2 separate regions of the Homo sapiens genome follow, and region 1 is linked to region 2. A link is an interaction called in ENCODE POLR2A ChIA-PET data of the cell type or tissue named here. Cell type or tissue: Panc1. All regions are shown on one strand. Links, peaks and the distances in the headings refer to the core of each region. The heading gives the core; the rest is flanking DNA. Region 1 has its middle 7.2 kb from the start of RNU5E-1. Region 2 overlaps MTOR (mechanistic target of rapamycin kinase).

Evidence for each region. ChIA-PET counts read pairs that join two places held together with the same protein. Peaks named below come from ENCODE experiments on the same cell type or tissue, not always from the same donor. Only the 100,000 strongest peaks of a DNase experiment are listed, where the experiment ranks them.
Region 1: POLR2A ChIA-PET joins it to region 2 with 5 read pairs; 2 of 35 experiments call an interaction of 5 or more read pairs at or near these places.

Annotation. Positions count from the first base shown.
Region 1 is chr1:11,898,236-11,903,609 of GRCh38, forward strand. No RefSeq gene overlaps it. Among named protein-coding and RNA genes, the nearest start is that of RNU5E-1, 7.2 kb to the right of the region's middle. RefSeq lists an enhancer at 603-1,154. In Panc1, for the core only: no CTCF peak of the experiment used is centred there; no DNase peak of the experiment used is centred there.
Region 2 is chr1:11,182,182-11,187,555 of GRCh38, forward strand. All of the region lies in intron 28 of MTOR (mechanistic target of rapamycin kinase), which reads right to left. Among named protein-coding and RNA genes, the nearest start is that of ANGPTL7, 4.5 kb to the right of the region's middle. In Panc1, for the core only: no CTCF peak of the experiment used is centred there; no DNase peak of the experiment used is centred there; H3K27ac peaks cover 3,221 bases.

The DNA.
Region 1 (5,374 bases), core at 244-5,243, 720 kb after region 2:
GGATAGGAAGCCGCCTTCTCCGGGATGCCCAGACGCCTAAGCCTGGCAGAGGCAAAGCGCTAGACGGAGCACCGCAAAAGCCCCCATGGAGCGGTGGGAGGGCCGAGGCCCAGCCGGGCACAGTTCAGGCCAGAGACTTGAATTCTGCCGGCGATTTAGAAGTCGCCTGGGGTGGGTGGGGGGGGCTGTATCGAATTTCTGGAGCCGCTGGGCCATGGGAGGGCTGACTCGGGGATCTGGGTTGCCCTGGTCCATGTTCTGGCTCCCAGTGCCCTGGGGCGATGGAAGCTGGCGGGGTCAGGGCGTGGGGAGGGGCGGGGAGCGGCTGGTCGGGGCTGCGCTTGAGAAAGGGGGTGTCTCTGGAAGGGCCATGCGCTTGGGCGGGCAGGGACAACGTCCCGCACCTGTGCTGGCCCCGGCTTCTCCTTAGAGTGCCTCTGGCTGCCTCCCTGCTCTCACCTCGGGGTTTTCCTTTTTGCGCCATCCCCGGAGGGCAAGACTCTGTCCAAGCTGAGACAAACGTGGGGGGCGGTGGGGAGACTAGGTCTTCTCCTGCCCCTACCCCAGATCGCAGAGCCCATCTTGGCTGCCGGGACCCGAGGGCGCTCCAGGTTGGCTCCGCGGGTCGCATCACCTGCCAAGTGCTCGGGAGCCGCAGCACGGGCACCAGGGGGGTCCAGGATGGAGGGGCCACGGAGGTCTCCAAGGGAACTGCCCGGGCTGAGATTGGCCAGGGAGGGGGCCAGGAACTAGTGGAGCTACGGAGCCGCCAGTGGATCTGAGGACCCACCTGGATCCGAGGTCGGCCCCTGTCCCCGGTGCTGAAATGCGGGCGCCCGCGGGGTTCACGGCCAGGACTCAGCCCTGGAGTCCCTGAGACCGCTAGCCCCGTAGCAATCCCCTATGTAGGATTTGTTTCAAGGGCTCAGACCGGCACAGAGCCCCCCAGCTCTTCCTTGCCTCAGATTCTGTCCTTGGGTGATCAAATCCTGCTTTCTGTCTCCTAAAATTGTCTCTAGCGCTTTCTCTGGGACCACTCTAGTGCCTCTGAGCAGGCATCACAGGCTGGCCCATCGGATCATTATTTGTACTTTGGTCTTATGCTTTATCCCCTCCAAACCAACGGGCTCCCACTCTCAGCTGGGCTGCAGAATTTCCCATCCCCCTGCCTCTAACATTCCTAGGGGACTCTGTTCCTTTCCTCCCTCCTATCCCTTGCTTTCAAGTTAGTTAAAGCTAGACAATGAGGTCGGTGCAATGCGTCTGCATCTGGCAGGGGCAGCCACCTTCCTTGGAAATGGGGAGAGATGGTGCAAGAGAGAAGAGAGCCGGGAGAATAGGGGTGGGGCCCCAGGGCTGAGGCATGCCCTCCTGAGCTACTGCAAACTGCAGCCCCCAAGGGCCCAGGTGACATCATGTAATGGGCCTTAGCAAGACCCCCTTCCACTTCTGGGCCCTTATCTTCCCCTCTCAGCTCCTGACCCCTCCCCAGTCAGATGCCCTTGTTTGTAAGCTCTGCATCTCTCCCCTTCCCTCTCTCTCTTTCCCTCTCTTTTCAATATCATTGTTCTTTTATTCTTCTGATTATAAAAATTACTGTTGGCCAGGCCCTGTGGCTCACGCCTGTAATTCCAGCACTTTGGGAGGCTGAGGTGGGTGGATCACGGGGTCAGGAGATCAAGACCATCCTGGCTAACACGGTGAAACCCTGTCTCTACTAAAAATACAAAAAAATGAGCCGGGCATGGTGGCTGGTGCCTGTAATCCTAGCTACTCAGGAGACTGAGGCAGGAGAATCGCTTGAACCTGGGAGGTGGAGGTTGCAGTGAGCCGAGATAGTGCCACTGCACTCTAGCCTGGACAACAGAGCAAGACTCTGTCTCAAAAAAAAAAAAATTTCACCGGGCGTGGTGGCGAATGCCTGTAATCCCAGCTACTCAGGAGGCTGAGGCAGGAGAATCACTTGAACCCAGGAGGTGGAGGTTGAGCTGAGATTGTACTACTGTACTCCATCCTGAGCGACAGAATGAGACTCTGTCTCAAAAAAAAAAAAAAGTGTGTTTCTTTGCACACATTTTTGTACATTTCTGTTTCCTTAGGATGTATTCCCACATGTGAAATTATTGGCTTGACATATATTAACTGTTAAAATACTTTTGTTAGGCTGGGCGCGGTGGCTCACACCTGTAATCCTAGTACTTTGGGAGGCTGAGGTGGGTGGATCACTTGGGGCCAGGAGTTCAAGACCAGTCTGAGCAACATGGTGAAACCCTGTCTCTACTAAAAATACAAAAATTAGCCAGGCATGGTGGCACACACCTGCAGTCTCAGCTACTCAGGAGACGGAGGCACGAGAACTGCTTGAACCTTGGAGGCAGAAGCTGCAGTGAGCCAAGATCGCACCACTGCACTCCCACCTGGGCAACAGAGAGAAACTGTGTCTCAAAAAACACTTTTTTTAGGGCTCTTGATACATATCATCAAGTGACATTTTAGTAAGATTGGGCCAGTTCCTATTTCTACCTGTGGCATCTGCGTTCCTGTTTCACTGTAACATGGCTGCCTCTGAATTTTATATTTTAAAAGTATTTGCTAATGTAATAGATGGGACGTGACATACAGAGTTGCTTGTATTTGGAGTCCTCTGATTACTAGTAAGACCAAACAGGTTTTCACATATTTATTAGACATGTACATTTCTTCTGGAAAATTTTTCTCTCTACTATCAATGATTTTCTATTGCAGTTTAGTATTGATCCCATTAATTTTTCTTTTTTTTTTTTTCTTAGATACAGGGTTTCACCACATTGCCCAGGTTGGTCTTGAACTCCTGGGCTGAAGCCATCTGCCCTCTTCAGACTCCCAAAGGTCTGGGATTACAAGCGTGAGCCACCGCACCCAGCTTTATCTCATTAATTTGTAAGGCTTTTTGATATAGTACAATTGTTAACCCTTTGGTGTATTGCAAGTATGATTCTGGTGGGAGGCTCACCTTTTTGCTTGATTATTTTTGACACACAGAATTTCAAAATGTCAAATATATTTACGGTAACTTTTTAAAGGCTCGGCATGGTGGCTCACACCTGTAATCCCAGCACTTCAGGAGGCCGAGGCTAGCGGATGGCTTGAGCCCAGGGGTTCAAGACCAGCCTGGGCAACATGGAAAAACCCCGTCTCTGCAAAAAATACAAAAAATTAGCCAGTATGGTGGCATGAGTGCCTCTAGTCCCAGCTACTCAGGAGGCTGTGGTGGGAGAATCACCTGAGCCAGCGAAGTTGAGGCTCCAGTGAGCTATGATCACACCACTGCACTCCAGCCTGGGTGACAGAGCGAACTCCATCTCAAAAAAAAAAAAGAGGCTGGGCACAGTGACTCACGCCTATAGCTGTGCTGGAAGGCCGAGGCGGGAGGATCACCTGAGGTCAGGAATTCGACACCAGCCTGGCCAACATGGTGAAACCCCATCTCTACTAAAAACACAAAAATGAGCCGGGCGTGGTGGCTACTCAAGAGGCTGAGGCAGGAGAATCTCTTGAACTCAGGAGATGCAGGTTGCAGTGAGCCGAGATCACACCACTGCACTCCAACCTGGGTGACAGAGTGAGACTCTGCCAAAAAAAAAAAAAAAAAAAGAATGGCCAGGTGCAGTGCTTCACACCTGTAATCTCAGCACTTTGGGAGGCCGAGGTGGGTGGATCACGAGGTCAGGAGTTTGAGACCAGCCTGACCAACATGGTGAAACCCCGTCTCTACTAAAAATTCAAAAATTAGCCGGGCGTGGTGGCGGGTGCCTGTAATCCCAGCTACTTGGGAGGCTGAGGCAGGAGAATCACTTGAACCCGAGAGGTGGAGGTTGCAGTGAGCCGAGATCACACCACTGTACTCCAGCCTGGGTGACAGAGCGAGACTCCGTCTCAAAAAAAAAAAAAAAAAGAAAGAAAGAAAGAAAAAAGAAAAGAAAAGAAAAAGAAAAATGCTATAATCCTGCTAAAAACTCCCCTGTCTCTGTCTACTTTAGAACGCTGACCATTCCTTTGGAGTTGGTGTTTCCGAATTGTCCATCCTCACACTTTGTGCTTGAATAAACACTCTTTAAATTAGATTCTAACCCTTTTGATGATTTTAGGTTGACATTTTGGTGACCCACAGATGGGACCCAAGGCAAGCCTCCCACAATCCATGCTGCTTTGCCAACATTCTGAGCTTTGGTACCCGCAGGAACAGCTTTCACTCGTCTGACCTCATCAGAGCTAGCGGGGCTTCCTGGCATTTTCTCTTGGGTTTCAAATCTCCCTGGCTTTGGCTGAGATTCAGACTTTATTCAAGTACCCTGATTCCGCAATTCCATGCTCTATGGAGCTGGATTTGAAGCTCTACTTTTAAAAGTAGAAGTTTCAGGCCAGGCATGGTGGCTCATGCCTGTAAACCGAGCACTTTGGGAGGCTGAGGCGGGCAGATCACTTGCGGTCAGGAGTTTGAGACCAGCCTGGCCAACATGGTGAAACCCTGTCTCTACTAAAAATACAAAAATTCCCCAGGCATGATGGCACACATCTGTAATCCCAGCTACTCAGGAGGCTGAGGCAGGAGAATTGCTTGAACCCAGCGGGTTGAAGGTTGCAGTAAGCCAAGATCTTGCCAATGCACTACAGCCTGGGGAACAGAGCGAGACTCCGTCTCAAAAGAAAAAAAAAAAAGTGTGTGCCAGGCGTGGTGGCTCATGCCTGTAATCCCAGCACTCTGGGAGGCCCAGGCAGGTGGATCACCTGAGGTCAGGATCTCGAGACCAGTCTGGCCAACATGGTGAAACCCCGCCTCTACTAAAAATACAAAAATTAGCCACGTGTGGTGGCGGGCACCTATAATCCCAGCTACTCAGGAGGCTGAGGCAGGAGAAATGTTTGAATCCAGGAGGCGGAGGTTGCGGTGAGCCAAGATCACACCACTATACTCCTGCCTGGGTGACAGAGTAAGACCCTGTCTCAAAAAAAGAAAAAAAAAAAAGGAAGAAGAAATAAACTATATGTGTGTGGTTATTGTTACAAAACACACACACACACACACACACACACACAGAAAATTTAAACTAGAAACTATTGAAAATGTGTTGGGTGCAGTGGCTCACACCTGAAATCCCAGCACTTTGGGAGTTGGGAGGATCACTTAAGCCCAGGAGTTAGAGACCAGCCTGGGCAACATAGTGAGACCCCATCTCTATTACAAATAACAAAATGTAAACAAATTTTCTTTAAATAAAGAAACTATTGAAAATGGGGATGAGTGGAAACTGGGCGAAGGGGCTAGGGACAGGAGTGGGACTTCTCTGAATATATGTTTTTACATAGTTTTGATCTTTGAGTCTTGCATTTTTCA
Region 2 (5,374 bases), core at 201-5,200:
GCTCCAGCCTGGGCAATAAGAGCGAAACTCCATCTTAAAAAAAAAAAAAAAAGTACAAACTGAAATAAGTGCTTTTGTGGCAAATACCATGAAGAGAACAGAGTGCTTAGAGAAAAACATGGGGATTTATGGGGATTTATGTTAGACTAGAGTAGTCAGCAAATACTTTTATGACGAGACAACAATTGTGTACTAAATAATACAATACTACTACTTGGTACAATACTACTACTTGATATTTGCTAGACGTTGACTATGTGTCAGATACTAGTTCAAGTGTTTTATGTGCATTATCTATTTTTACACAAACATCCTAATTCAAGTATACATAAATATAGGAGAATATAACACCTAAGTGTACAGTTTGATGAATTATCATAAAGTGAAGACATCTTTGTAATTACCACCCAGACCAGAAACAGAACACAACCAGCTGCCAGCAGCTCAGAGGCACTGAGCCCCCTCCCAATCACTGCTCCCCTCTGTGTCCCCAGAGGTCTGTAAACCCTACTCTGACTTCTAACACAATGGGGTTGTTTGCTCAGTTTTTGAGCTTAATTATATAAACATTCAACACTATGTTTGTGACATGCACCCAGGCTGCTGCACGTCGCAACAGCTTTTCCTTTCTATTGCTGAACAGTATTTCACGGTGTGAATATACCACCATTTACCTATCTTACTGCAGATGAACACTTGGATTGTTTTCAGTGTTTGGCTATTACGAGGGGTAGTACGCGGACACTCTTGTCCATGTCTTCTGGAGCATGTGTGCTTGCACTTCTGCTGGAAAATATCTATAGCAGAATTGTTGAGTTACATATAAGGATATGTTTAGCTTTATAAGATACTGACAGATTGTTTTCCAAAGTGGCTTTACCAATTTACATTTCTACCAATAGGACATGAAAAGCCCAATTGCTTCACAATCTCTGTCAACATTTGCTATTTTCAGCCTTTTCCATTTCAGCCCTTCTGGTTGGTGTGCAGTGGCATTTTATTATGATTTAAATTTTTATTTCCATAATGACTAATGAGATGGGATAGCTTTTCATGTATTTATAAGCCTTTTGGATATCTTTGTGAACTAAGTGCCTGTTCACATCTTTTGTCAATATTTTATTTTTTTCTTTTTGAGACAGAGTCTCTCTATGTTGCCTAGGCTGGTTTCCAACTCTTGGGCTCAAGCAATCCTTCCACCTCAACCTCCCGAGTAGCTCAGACTACAGGTACACACCACTGTACCTGGCTTCTTTTACCAATCTTTTTATTGTGCTACCTTTTTCCTCCTTATTGTTTGATAAGAGTTCTTTATACACTCTGGGTATAATACATATACAATATTGAAGATAATAGAAATATTTCTTGCCTTTCATTCTCTTCATTGTGTCTTCCAATGAACAGAATGACTACTTTTGTTGCATTTCTTAATATTTTCCTTTATGATTGGTGTTTTTTCTATCTTAAGAAATCTTTGCTTATCTTAGGAAGCCACTTAATCTCCTACGTTATCCTCTATAAATTTTATTGTTTTACTGTTCACACTTAAGAGTTTAAATCTCCTGGACTTGAGCTTTTGTGTGTGGTGTGAGGTAACGATCAACAGTCTTTTCTTTCAGAAAAAGGATCACTGAGGGAAAAAAAAAAATTTTCTTCCCCCATAAGGCTACTGAGCTGACTTAGCAGTCCTTTCCTCACCACTCTGTGGTGCTACCTTGTTATAAATCAAGTGTCTATATCACATGGCTTGAGAGGAAAGGAATAAATACATAAATATAAATACACAAAATTAAGTATCTCTACATATGTGGGTCTGTTTCTGGACATTTAATTCTGTTCCATTTGTTCATCCATGTCACTACTGTACTGCCTTACTTACTGCAGCTTTATGATAAATCTTGATATGTAGTAGTGTAACTCTTCCAAATTTATTTTCCTTATCCAAAAATACCTTGGTTATTTAACCCTTTGCTTTATTTAATTCTCATGAAAAGCCTGTGGTATGAGATAGTTTTGATTTTTATCTCCATTTCACAGGTTGGCAAACTCAGAGAAGTAATATGTCCATGGCCACACAGCAACCAAGTGCTAGGGAGGGATTAGAATCCAGATTTGTCTGCTTCTAGGCCTAAGAACTCAAGTGCTATATGTACTACCTCCTTAATCCTAATGCCAAATGACCCCGTCAGGGTATTTAATATGAATGCATTACAATTTTAAGAAATTCTCACGTTCTAAATCATTCATTTGCGGTGAAAAAATCTTGTTTGGGCTGTGTGTGGTGGCTCAGGCCTATAATCCTAGCACTTCGGGAGGTTGAGATGGGAAGATCTCTTGAGGCTAGGAGTTCCACACCAGCCTCAACATAGTGAGACTCCGTCTCTACAAAAAAATTTAAAAACAGGCAGGCGTGTTGGTGTGCGCTTGTATTCCCAGCTACTTTGGAGGCTCAGGCAGGAGGACTGCTTCAGCTCACGAGTTCCAGGTTTCAGTAAGCTATATGATTGCACTACAGCACTCCAGGGTGGGTAACAGAATGAGACTATGTCTCTAAAAAAAATAAAAAATAAAAAAAAATTGTTTGGCAATTACCAAGGCCACTTTCCTGGTGGAACTCAGGAAAACAATGGAACAAGAGGGAAAAACCTCTAGGATTCCTTCCCATGTCTACAGAGGATCAGTCCCGCTCCTCACCTGGGCTCCCCGGGCACGGCCCCCCTCCACCTCTCCAGCTTTAGCTTCTGCTGCCATTCTTCTTCCCTTTGACTCTTAGGCCACACTCGACTACTTACATTCTCCCACTAGTCCAAGTCTTTCACATAGCTGCACCTTTGCTTACAACATCCTCTCCCATTCCTGGCTATTTCCTCCTTTTTCTTTAAAACCTAGGTATCACTTCTCTAGAAGGCCCTCCTTGTCCTCTGTGTCTCCCATCCTAGCATGTCACACTGTCCAAGAGTTCAGCTGTCTAACTAGACTGCCAGACACTGGGCCAGAATAATCGCTGGATTGTGCAACTTGAGTGGAGGCTAACAGAGCTATAAAGTCCTGACAGAAATCAGAGAGACTTTTTTTTTTTTTTTACTATATTCCATAATTTAAAACTGACTCTGGCCAGGTGTGGTGGCTCATGCCTGTAATCCTAGCACTTTGAGAGGCTGAGGCTGGAGGATCACTTGAGCCCAGGAGTTCGAGACCAGCCCTGGCAACACAGTGAGACCCCCATCACTACAAAAAAAAAAAAAGAAAAGAAAGAAAGAAAGAAAGAAAAAAAGATAGTTGGGTGTGGTGGTGCATACCTGCAGTCCTAGCTACTCGGGAGGCTGAGGTGGATGGATCACTTGAGACTGGGAGGTTGAGGCTGCAATGAGCCATGGTTGCCCCATTGCACTCTAGCCTGAACAGAGTGAAACCCTGTCACAAAACAAAACAGAACAAAACAAAACAGGACTCTAAGAGAAGGCCTGAGAGAAAAGACTTCTAATAGGTTCAGGACACATTCTTTGATAGAAGTGGCAAATTAGAAAGCTCAGGGAAAAGATGGAAATATCTTCTGTGATGGACTTGGACTTTCAGTTGAGACAGGAATGGGATGGAGTGCTAGAAAGGCAGATATGTGGCCGGGCATGATGACTCACACCTGTAATCCCAGCACTTTGGGAGGCCGAGGCGGGTGGATCAACAGATCAGGAGATCGAGACCATCCTGGCTAACATGGTGAAACCCTGCCTGTACTAAAAAATACAAAAAATTAGCTGGGCATGGTGGCAGGTGCCTGTAGTCCCAGCTACTTGGGAGGCTGAGGCAGGAGAATTGGCGTGAACCCGGGAGGCAGAGCTTCCAGTGAGCCAAGATCGTGCCACTGCACTCCAGCCTGGACGACAGAGCAAGACTCCGTCTCAAAAAAAAAAAAAAAAAAAAAAAGGCAGATATTCAACGGCTGTATAGAGTATGGCAGGCTGTGGTTTTTTCAAAGACTTCAGAAGAAGTGAAATATTCCTTTGAGATACACAATTAAAACTAACAGCAAGGCAGCTTCTTCTGAGATGTATTCATTCCACAAGCTGAGAGTGGGCAGCAGTCTCTCCAACGGGGCATTTTCAAGCAAATGGGATCTGATGCTCCTCTCTGGATAGAAGGAGAGACCACCCCTAGGTGCTCCCCTGCCCTGTGACCCTCAGACTACCTTGGTGCCAGCCCAAGGCAGTGCGGCCCAAACACTGTGAAGTCTTTTGAGAACCTCCAGGTTGAGTACAACCTCACTGACTTTTTTCATTAAGAACAAAAGCTTAATTTTCATAAACACCTTTTCCAGGAGCACCAAGCTAGCCCTCTTTCAACACCAGCAAAATGGAGAAAAGGAAAATCTAAACAGTATCCAACCTAGGTTTTCCAGATTTTGTCAGTTAATTCCCATTTTTAAGGTCACTCTGCTCACTGAAAGGCAGAAGAAGGATTTAAAAGCCTCTTTCAGAGAAGGCAATACCATTTTAGTCCTCCACATCCTTCATGGTTTTCTCTACTGGCTTAGCTGTGCTCAAAACAAGGACTTCTTTTTCCTTCATTTAGATATTCAGAATCTAGGACATCATAAGGTTGTGGATGTTTTAGAAAATAGATAATCTTCTGGCATGAGAAATATCCTTAATTAGCTATTTTTCCTCAAAACTGGAGGGGGGGTGAGTATTGACATTTGGGTAGCTTATGCAATTCAAGAGCTTCTGTCTTCTGTCTTCAAGTATTGCCTTATGTTAGAAATAAGTTTCCAGAAAATAAATGTCAAAGACCAGACACTCATGCTAAAGGCTAGATGCTTCCAATACAAACTTACGAACCTCCTCCTACCTTTCCTAAAAGGGACTGTTACATGGGGTACAAATATGAATGATTAATTTATTTTCTGCCCACATATAAGAATCAATTCATAACACTTTCCTGTTTGGGTGAGCTACTGGGAAGAATAAACAAAAGCTGGCTAGAACTCCACAAAGTTCCACTGTTCTTTTGTGCTTTCTCTGCTGCACTGTTACATGAGAGTTCCAAGGCAGCAGGGTCACGTGGGATGCTATACATCAGTGGTCCCCAATCTTTTTGGCACTAGGGACTGGTTTCGTGGAAGACAATTTTTCTATGGACCAGGGTGGGGGTGGGGAGATGGGGGATGGTTTTGAGGTAAAACTGTTCCACCTCAGATCTTCAGGCAGTACTTAGATTCTCACAAGGAGCACGCAACCTAGATCCCTCACATGTGCAGTTCACAACAGGGTTCACACTCCTGTGAGGATCTAATGCTGCCACCGATCTGACAGGAGGCAGAGCTCAGGCGGTAATGCTCACTCACCTGCCACTCACCTCCTGCTGTATGGCCCTATTC